2 separate regions of the Homo sapiens genome follow, and region 2 is linked to region 1. A link is a loop called in an ENCODE intact Hi-C map of the cell type or tissue named here. Cell type or tissue: mammary epithelial cell. All regions are shown on one strand. Each heading gives the region's core, and the rest is flanking DNA. Links, peaks and the distances in the headings are about the cores only. Region 1 has its middle 190 kb from the start of SYT10. Region 2 has its middle 190 kb from the start of ALG10.

Region 1 (5,397 bases), core at 323-5,322:
CAATATATATTCTTAGCCTTTTAATATATTTCTATTTAAAACACAAATTTATAAATTAAATTTCAAAAAGAAATATTTTAGGAGCAGAAAGAAATCAAAATGATTTTATTCTGAAGACTCTTCTGCATTTTAAGGCTAACTTCAATTTTATAGACCTTTCAGCTGAAGCATTGCAAAGTTTAATAAGGCATTCCAAGAAAATACATGTCCACATTTTATTTCCAACTTCTACTGCAACAGAAAAAATCACCTGCACATTGTGCACATGTACCCTAGAACTTAAAGTATAATAAAAAAATAAAAAATAAATAAAAAAAATCACTATTGAGTACTAGGCTTAATACCTGGGTGAGGAAATAATCTGTACAACAAACCCCATGACATGAGTTTACCTATACAACAAACCATCACATATACCATGAATTTAAAATGAAAAGTTAAAATTAAATAAATAAAAAGTCAAGGAAAAAAATTGGATTGGCCAGGTATGATGGCTTATACCTGTAATCCCAGCACTTTGGAAGGCCAAGGTGGGAGAATCACTTGAGCCCAGGAGTTTGAGACCAGCCTGAGCACCATAGTGAGACCCCCTCTCTATGAAAAACTCAAAAGATTAGCCAAGTGTGGTGGCCTATAGTCCCAGCTACTTGGGAGGCTGAGGTGGGAGGATCTTTTGAGTCTGTGAGGTTGAGGTTGAAGTGAGCCATGATTGCACTACTGCACTCCAGCCTGGGTGACAGAGTGAGACCCTGGGTTTTTTGTTGTTGCTGTTGCTGTTGTTTGTTTTGAGACAGAGTTTTGCTCTTGTTACCCAGGCTAGAGTGCAATGGTGCGATCTCCGCTCACCGCAACCTCGGTCTCCTGGGTTCAAGGGATTTTCCTGCCTCAGCCTCCCGAGTAGCTGGGATTACAGGCATGTGCCACCACGCCTAGCTAATTTTGTTGTACTTTTAGTAGAGACAGGGTTTCTCTGTGTTGGTCAGGTTGGTCTCGAACTCCCAATCTCAGGTGATCTGCCCCCCTCGGCCTCCCAAAGTGCTGGGATTACAGGTGTGAGCCACAGCGCCCGACCTACTCTGTCTTTAAAAAAAGAAGAGAAATAAAAATTTGGATTGGATTGATAAGCAAGAGTTTGCTTGCTTACATTGGTTTTTACTAACATGACTTGCATGGGGAAAGAGAAACTAAAGGAGAGAACGATTGTTATCAGGTGTAATTCTAGGCAACTCTTTGTGGTGTATCTTAAGCCATCACTTAATGTCACCCCTCTACAATTTCACTTAATGTAACTTCCTTGCACTCTTCACTTAATTTCATTTCTATGCAGTTCGTGGAGAAAATAATTAAAAACTTAAACCATTATTCTTGGTCTTCATAGAATTCTAAACTAAAATGCAAACTGCCTTGCATTATGTGTTATTTAGGAAGTGGTGTGCATGCTCTAAAATTAAATAGAGTGAAAGCAGAAAAATAATACAATTTTATAAAACTGTTTCAAACAAAGAAATACATTTGTACTGATGAAAAATATGTCACTTAAAAATATTAACCAACTCAATCATTCTTAAAAACAAAGGAATACTTTACAAATTAGACACAATTGCTTGGGATTGCTACATTCTCCACTTGGTAAGATTCTACTCTGATTCAAAATACGCAAATAGTTTGTTCAAAAATCTCTTCATTCACCACGTCTTTACTTACTAGCACTTTTTAATCTAGTTCCTTTATTACTCATGCTCCCAAACTTTTTCTTCTCTTAAGCATATAAACCATGCTTTTTTTTTTTTGACACTTTTAATTGTTTTAATTGCTTAGAATTTTGCATGCTTTACCTTCTTTAATGCTAACAACCCTGCAGGGAGACAATATTGTTAGCCTCATTTCACAAGGGAGCTAAGCTACAGATAAACTGTCACTGGCTTGAATTTTTAGTGGTGCCCCTGGCATGAGCAGTCTGGTCCTAGAGTCCATGCTCTTAATCACTACGTGGTGTTACCTCCTATATGTCTTCTTAAGTAAAATATGTCATTCTTTTTTTTAATCCAGCTTTCACCCTAATTATACTGTGAACCTTTTATTTATCCATTTGGTTACTAAATGTGCCGCTGTGCCAAGCACTGGAGATAAAGAGAAAAATAAAGCAAAACCCCTGTGCTCATTTAACTCACAAAGTAGTGAGGGAAGAAGCTATGAAGAACAGGCAGTAGGGGGAGTGCTATGGTAGACATAAATCCAGACTGTAGAGGCAAACAGAAGGAGCACTGTGCTGAGAGTCAGGTAAGGTTTCCTGACAAAAGTCATGCCAAGGTTGAGTGGTTTTAAAAAATATTTTATGTATTGAATTGACAAATAAAATTGTATATGTTTATTATGTGTTAGAAGTTGTTCTGAAATATGTATACATTGTGGAATGGCTAGATCAAGCTAACTAATATATGCATTACCTCACATACTTTTCATCTTTGTGGTGAGAATATTTAAATCTGCTCTCCTAGCAATTTTCAAGAACACAATACAGTTATTAACTAAAGCCACCGTGTGTTCATCAACGAATGGTAAAAGAAAATGTGGTGTAATATACCCAATGGAATACTATTTAACCTAAACTGAATTTTGAGGAATGTGTAGGAGAAAGCTGGCCACTGGAAAAGTGAGGTGATAGGACATATCAGGCAGCCGTGTTACTTGTCTAAACGCTGGGCAGTGAGACCAAGCATGGAGTTTTGTGGATGTACTAGTAGGTAAGTATGATTGAAGTATAAACTGTAAGGTGGGAAGCTGTCATAAATGAGGCTATGAAGAAAGTAGAAGACTTGTATGTAGGAATGGCATGATGACATTTGCACCTTAGAAAAATGGTTCTAAGGAAAGGACTGGGAATGGTTTGTTTGGGGAGCACTCCAGATTAGAGTGAAGGAGGCCTGTTGGGAGGCCATTGCCGTGAACTAGGAGAGAGACGACGGTCACCTCGAAGTAGCTATACCAAGGATGGGTAAAATGGCCAGATCGGATAGATGTAAAGACTGATTTGGAAATGATAACTTTTGGTGAACGATTGAATTTGGTGTTGGGGGAGAACAGAGAGAAATATGGTGGGATAACTAGATTTTTATCTTGTACAATTTGACAGGTGGTGATGCTGATTACCAAGATAAAAGACTGAATAAAGCTCATAGGTTTAGTCTTGGACAGATTAATTTGAAGTCTCTAAGTGACACCTGAGTGGAGAAATCAAGTAGTATTTGGGTGTATGATAAAGTTTGGAAGAAAGTTTTGAAGATGAGTCTCTCTGAGGACAGGAATCTTTTCATATTAAAAAGTATTTGGCATATACAGCCAACCCTTCATATTTGAGGGATCTGCATCCAGAGATTCAATCAATCATAGATCAAAAATATTTTAAAAAATAATTAAATAATAAAATTTAATAACACATCAATACAAATAATACAAATAAAAAAAATGCAATATAACAATGATGTAAATGGTATTTACATTGTATTAGGTATAATAACCTGGAGATGATGGAAAGTATACAGGAGGATATGCATAGGTTATGTACCAAAACAACATTTTATATAAGGGACTTGAGTATTGGCAGATTTTGGTAACGTCAAGGGTCCTGGAACCAATGCAGTTAACAAGGGACAACTGTAATATTTGAGCACAAAATTTGACAAACAAAATTTTGTTTTGTAAATACTTGCTATATCATTTATGTAAAAGTCCAGTTCTTCCAAAGGTTGGACTCTTGTGAGCACTACAAGTAAAAATACTTTTATTAATATTCCTATAAGTTTCTGAATTTTCTTTTGATGTGATATTATCAGATATGTCAAGAAATTCCTTCTGTCTCAGCAATGATTGAGCCAAGATGTGAAGGTTAGCAGGAGTTAACTAGGAAAAGGGGGCTGTGGAAAATGTTTCAGCACGCAAAGACATTGAAGTTATGATTTAAATTGGACTTGACTTTTCAATACCTGAAAATGTAATGGTTCTAATATGTGAAAATGATCAGAAAGATAAGTATCTGCAAGAGATATCTAGAAGCAAAAAATGAAGATTCCAAAAAACATATTTGAAAGCAGAGGTGGGAAATAGAAAAATGTTTTTTGTTGATTGTATTTTGCAGTGTTCAGCTTGTTCAATCAGCCAACTTAATAAAAATAAAAATTTCTTGTAAATCTAGTAGAAACGTTTTCTTGGCCAAAAAATATTCACCCATGCAAGTGGAACTATTGTTAAACAATGTTTAAGTGATGTTAGTTTGTTTGGTGCACCCATATTTGTTCTTGGACCTTCACTTCTGTTTAGGCATTGAAGGAACTGTAGTACTTTATGCCAAAGAACTAAGGGACTAGAAAGCCAGTCTGTCATTTACTTATATCCATCAACCAATATGTATATTTTGAGAACCTATCTTGACAAAGGGTGCTATCAGAAAGATATTACCTTTAAAGTATACATGTATTATATGTAAAAAATACAGTAATGTATGCATTACATATGTAAATTCATATATGTATATGAAATATATATGTACCTATATGAATATAAAAAGAAATCCAGTAATATATGTGTATATATGTATGTGTGTACTATTTCTGTTTGCAGGAAATAGCATGATGTTTCACATTGGTGCACAAGAGTAGGGAAAGCTGTAATAACGTGCATATGTTTTTGTCCTAAAAGGAGCTTGTGAAAATCTAGATTTGCTTCAACAATATGAACAGATTAGAAAATGGCTTTGGAATTTACTTTATTGAAAAATGGTTCAGTAATGGCAACTTCTAAATAGGAAATTGCACACATTTCTTGAAAATGGAATTAAATTTGCAAAAGGCTTATTGGGGACACATCTGTTATGCAAAGCAAAGTGTAGCTGTTCAGTGAGTAGGAAAGCAGTATGGCCATGCTTGACTCCTTCATGACTTGGAGGAGAGAAGACGTAGTCATCCAGGTGCTCCGTTTACTTCCAAACATCTGAGCAAGCTTTTTTTTTTCCCAAAGATCTAAATGAATTTTCTGAAAGATACTAGTAAACGCATCAATTAGAGTAATGTTTTCTTTTAGTGACCAATGTAAAATAATTTATAATCAGTTGCTATGGCTTTGTTATAGAACCTATGTTAACGCATGGTGTTTGGCTATCATAAAATATTTCATATAGCTTAAATTATATAGATGGCTCTGTCCCATTTGGCATCTTTCATTAATAATTGTATGTAAAGCTATGTCTCATGATTATATGCGATAATGGTGTACATTTTTTCTTATAAGTCAAGCAATGAATTAATTGGGAAAGAGTTTGTTCTATAACCAAACTAGATGCTTTCTATAGTCATATATATGATATTATGTAGAAAAACACAGTAGAGGCTGGCTGAATTGTGC
Region 2 (5,397 bases), core at 205-5,204, 200 kb after region 1:
ATAGCTGACAAGAGAGCTGTTGCTAAGTGCCATTTAGCATGCATATCAAACTGAACCTTATGATCATCTGCAGTTAAATGTGTCATGCCACTCTGCACCGATAAGGTTTTTGAAATGGAAAAAAAGGAGATAAAACATGGACCTTTTCTCATGCTACAGATCCATTTTCCCTAGATGGCCTAAAGAGGATGACTAGTTGATGGTTCTCACATACTTATGTATTCTGAGGCATAAGTGCTAATCGATTATCATCATTACAGTTTTTCATCAGGGAGCCTTTTCCTGCCTACATAGAAATTATAGATACGAGGAGAGAAAGATAAATACGGGGACACAGTAATATGTAAATATAGGATATTGAAAACTTACTGTTACAGTAATGATATATAAGAAACCACCTCAAAACTCAGTGATTTATAAAAAAAATAACCTTGACTTTACCTCACATCATATATAAAAATTAACTTGAAATGGGTCTTTGAGCTAAAAGTATGATCTATACTTGTAAATCACCTAGAAGAAATCATAGAATATCTTTTGTGACTTTAGGGTAGGAAAATGTTTCATAGATGGGACACAAAACTATAGACCATAAAAGAAAATAATTAAACTGAATTGTATCAAATTTTTTTTCATCTTCTGTTTGGAAGATACTGATGAGAAAATCAAAAGACAAGTCACAGGTTAGGAGGAAATATTTGCAAAACATATATCTGATAAAAGGCTGGAATTCAGAATATATAAAAACCTTACAAAACTCAATAATAAGGAAACAATCAATTAGAAATAGGCAACAGATTTTAACAAATACTTCGTCAAAGAAGATTAAAAACTTTAAATATGGATGGCAAATAAATTTATGAAAGAAGCTCTACATTGTTACTTTTTAGAGAAATCTGAATGAAAAACCTAATGAGATGCCACTTTACACCTACAGCAATTACTAAATAAACCAAAACAAGGACAGCCCCAACCCCCTAAATTTGACATTACCAAGAGCTACTGAATGTACAGAGTAATTTGAACACTCATACATTGTTGGTAGAATGTAATGTGGTTCAGTCACTCCATAAAACAGCTTGGCAATTTCTTACAAACATACACTTGACAAACAACTCAGCAATCCTACTCCTCAGTATTTACCTAAAAGAAATAAAATGGTATGCCCACACCAGAACACACATGTAAATATTGCTAAGTAGCTTTAATCTTAATATCCCCCAAATGTAAACAACCCCAATGTCTATCAGCTGGTGAATGGTAAAAAATAAGAACAACAACAACAATGACAAAAATAAAACCACGACTGTGTTAAATACATATAACATATAAATACATACTCAGAGATCAAAAGAACATACACGCAAAGACATAGATACATCTCAAATGTGTTATGCTAAATGAAAGAAGCCAAATTAAAAAAAAACCTTCATACTATATGATTCCATTACTTTGACTGTTTGGAAAATTGAAAACTACCAGGTACAGAAAACCAATCAGTAGTTGCCAGGGACTAAGAGTGAGGGGAGGCAATTGGCTGTAATGGGGCACAAGGGAATGTTGAATGTTGATAGAAATGTTTTAAATCTTTATTGTGATGGTGATCATGTAACTGTACATACTTCTCAAAATGCATAAAACCCTATACCCAAAACGGGTGAATTTATTTACTACAACACTGTATCTCAGTAATCCTGACCCCTTAAAGCAACAAAAACAAAACTTATTTATTTATAATCATTTATTCTCACAGATCTGCTGGTCATTTGGAGAAATTTTGCTTCAGATTGAATTACCAAGAAGTCTCTGCTTTCTATTGTTCATTTACTCATAACCAATGTGCTAGCTTGGGCATATGTCCTATTTTGGCGTAGGCATTATTAAAGTTCCTGCTTTCATAAGTTCTCCTGCCATCTCACTAGCTAAAGCAAACACTTCAAGAGCCTAAAGCGAATGATAGGAGATAAAATTCATGAAAATGCAAAATTGCACAGCAAAGGCCTAGATACAGGGAAGGGTGAAGAAGTACTGCCAGCAATTCAATACCTAAGCCAAATTGGTCATGCATGATTCTAAGGAGCCAATGGTGAATTCTATGTTTTGGATGTAATTTACCACAACTCATGTTGAAATTTGACTCCCAATGTGGCAATGTTGGAAGGTGGGGCCTAGTGGAAGGGGTTTGAGTCATTGGAGCAGATCCCTCACAAATAGATTAATGCCATCTTGTGGAGTTCTCATTCCAGTGGATTAGTTACCATGAGAGTGTGTTGTTCCTCCTTATGTTTGATCTCTTTGCACACGCCTGCTTGCCTTTCTACTTGTCTACCACAACTTGAAGCAGCACATGGCCCTCACCAGTTGCCTGTACCATGCTCTTGAACTTTCCAGCCACTGAAATTGTGAGTTAACTAAACCTCTTTTCTTATAAATTACCCAGTGTTAGATATTATGTTATGGCAACACAAAACAAATGAAGACAGTAAAAAAGGGTTGTCATCAATAATTAAATAACGGTGACATAAGCTAATTTCCCACAACCACACTAAGAGGTTATAATGAAAACAAATATCAGGCCAAATTTTACCATACATACTGAGAGTTAGTGAATAAATATTCTTTAGAAGAAGGAAGAAAAGTTTATGTAACTTCTCCTTTCAGTGGGATAAGTTCTCATTTCCTTATCTCATTTTTTTTGGTACTGATCTGATGTTGCATGAGCAGTTTACTTGAGTCAGGTATGGTAATATTCTAGATATAGGAGTCTATACCCTTAGAGATGACATATAATTATCATCGGCCAATCAAAATCCTTCATGCCAATAGATGGACAAAGGATTGTTTAAAAATCAAGGCCAAAACAGTTCTCTCAAGTTTGCAAGCTACAGAACTTGCTAGATGCATACGGTCTGTTCAATTAATGGTGCAGTGGTGCATTTAGACAATTATAATATGCCTAAAATATTTCAGCTAATCTACTTATTTTTATTATTGCTGGTTTTGCCATGAGACTTCACTTCCATATTCATTATGTTAATTAGCAAGACACTAATTTCACCAGTGAATCACTGTATCTAAAATTGAATTGTAAAATATGTGACCAGAAATAATGATTAATAAAATAATGAAATATGTGTATTTCTTCTGAAATGAGGCTTTTCTGAATGAAGAGCAAGTGACAATCCCTAAAATGTGAATCCCTGATTATAGCAATTGGCAACACCTAAGGTTTAGCTAGCCTAACATTAACAATACATATAAAAATCACAATGTCTATGCTGTAGTACTTCAAAGCAAATGATTCAGAAGATGTTTTTTGAGAGCCTCCAGGTAAACTGGTGTTCCAATACCAGAGCAGCTAGTAACTTTGCCCTAACGGGAAATCAAGTGAGGCTGAATGTGTGTGTCTGCAGTGTGCCTTTCTCAGGATACTTCCTTTATCTGACGGACAGCCTAATGCCTGGTTGTCTGACCCACGCCTAGTTTATGTCTGTCAGACCATCACTCTGCAGCTGGGAGACTGACCTTCTGTTCTCCCCACATCCTCAAGAAAACCAGGCCTGGGGAAGCCCCTAATTCTTCACATGGAAGGCACAAATTAAATAGACCAACCCAATAAAAACAAGTTTAAAGATTTTACTTACAGATCCTGAGCAAGGAGGATGCTGTAAGTTGGGAGGGTAGTCCTCCCTCCCTGGGGCCTGTGAGGCAGTAATGAAGACTCAAGCAAAGAGAGAGAGCCAGAGGGAGAGAGAGACAGAACGAACCAGTGGTATACGTAAGGGAATAGGGTGTGGATCACTTTAAGTTCTCAGGCAAATGCCTGAATGGTCCCTTTAAATGGCAGGAAAGTGGGGAGCCCAACATGCAAGGCAAGAGAGATGCATCTAAGTTCTTGGTCTTTGGACACCAGCTTGAGCCCATTTGTTTGTGGTTAGAACTGGAATGGTGACTAAGCTCTGTCTCTGGTATGAGAAAGTGAAACTTTTATTCAAAATGGATGCCAAGGCAACATAAAATTATAAGCATTAGTTACAAAATGTTTATATCAGTATTATTACAAAATAAATATCCAACAATAGAAGAATAAATTAAGTCATATTCCCGTAATACAGTATATAATATTTTGAATATTACAAAACAAAGAATACACAGATATGTTGATTGAAAGAAGCCTGTCGATTCAATTAATATGAAGTTCAAAAATTGGTGGACATAATTTGTGGTGATAGATATTTGCGGTGGGTTGAGTGTGGTATCGACTGCAAAGTGAGAATAAGAAAACCTTCTGGGTGATGGGAATATTATTTATCTAAGCACAGGTGACTATTTCCAATGTATATCCATACATAAAACATTATCAAGCAGTTCACTTATAGCTAAAATATTTTGAGTAAATTACATAACACTAATATAAAACTATTTACCTGTAATATCAAGTCCAATTCTGTTTTCAGTGGCCACATATGTATATAATAAATATATGAATATAAATTAGACAGAGAAGCAGCTATCCCTTCAGAACCATATTCTGGAATTCACGGGAATATTGGAAAGCTGTTCTCACCATCCACCTATCTACATCTTCCCCCCTCTGCCTCATTCTTGACTGCAGTTATATTTGATGAACTCGTCATCCTGTAAGTAGCAATACAAATACCGACTTCTTTGTAGTTATATCTGACTATTCTCAAATCTCTTACCCATCAGAATTGATTGTCTCAAACTCCGTGTTCTTGTAGTGATTTTTTAACATAATTTTGTCAGGTTAATTATTTAATAAGAGGTTTTTTTCATATGTGCTTACTCCCTCAAAAGATTATGAAGGTCTAGAATTGTATCTGACATACAATTTTCATCCTCCAAAACACAGACCGTGCCTGCACATGATCCTGTCTGTATTCAAAAAACAAATTATTTCTCTCTTCACCTTACAGAAACTCATAGAAATGGTTACTCTTTTGAGTTTATGAGTCTACTCTCTGTGTTCTATGGTGACAGAAAACTGAGCTTTTGTTTTTCAATGATATGTACTTTGGTTATCAATATCTTCATTGTACTATGGTAGGCATCATTTAGTAGGCTATCTATTTGTCTTCACTGGAATCCTTCCAGTTCTTTTACTATTAATGCCTTATGTCAGAAATTCTTCATCAATTGCCTAAACAGTAGCGATGGCCTCCTAATTGATTGTTCTGTATCTAATCTACCCTCAACTGCCGTAACCTTCATGAGCTCTACAAGCCATTCTTAACACTACAGAATAAAGATCTTTCTAAAGTGGTTGCTGAACTAAATGACCTTCCTACTTATTCCCATAGTAGCACTTATAACAACATATCCTACCTTTTTGTTGCTTGTCTACATTCAGCAACACATAATAATTCAGATAAGGAA

The links. Peaks named below come from ENCODE experiments on the same cell type or tissue, not always from the same donor. Only the 100,000 strongest peaks of a DNase experiment are listed, where the experiment ranks them.
Region 2: a loop joins it to region 1, with 17 times the contacts of the local background. A loop is called at or near these places in 1 of 110 quality-filtered maps.

Annotation. Positions count from the first base shown.
Region 1 is chr12:33,626,082-33,631,478 of GRCh38, forward strand. No RefSeq gene overlaps it. Among named protein-coding and RNA genes, the nearest start is that of SYT10, 190 kb to the left of the region's middle. In mammary epithelial cell, for the core only: a CTCF peak has its summit at 2,203; no DNase peak of the experiment used is centred there; H3K27me3 peaks cover 120 bases.
Region 2 is chr12:33,826,367-33,831,763 of GRCh38, forward strand. No RefSeq gene overlaps it. Among named protein-coding and RNA genes, the nearest start is that of ALG10, 190 kb to the right of the region's middle. In mammary epithelial cell, for the core only: no CTCF peak of the experiment used is centred there; a DNase peak (open chromatin) is centred at 2,155.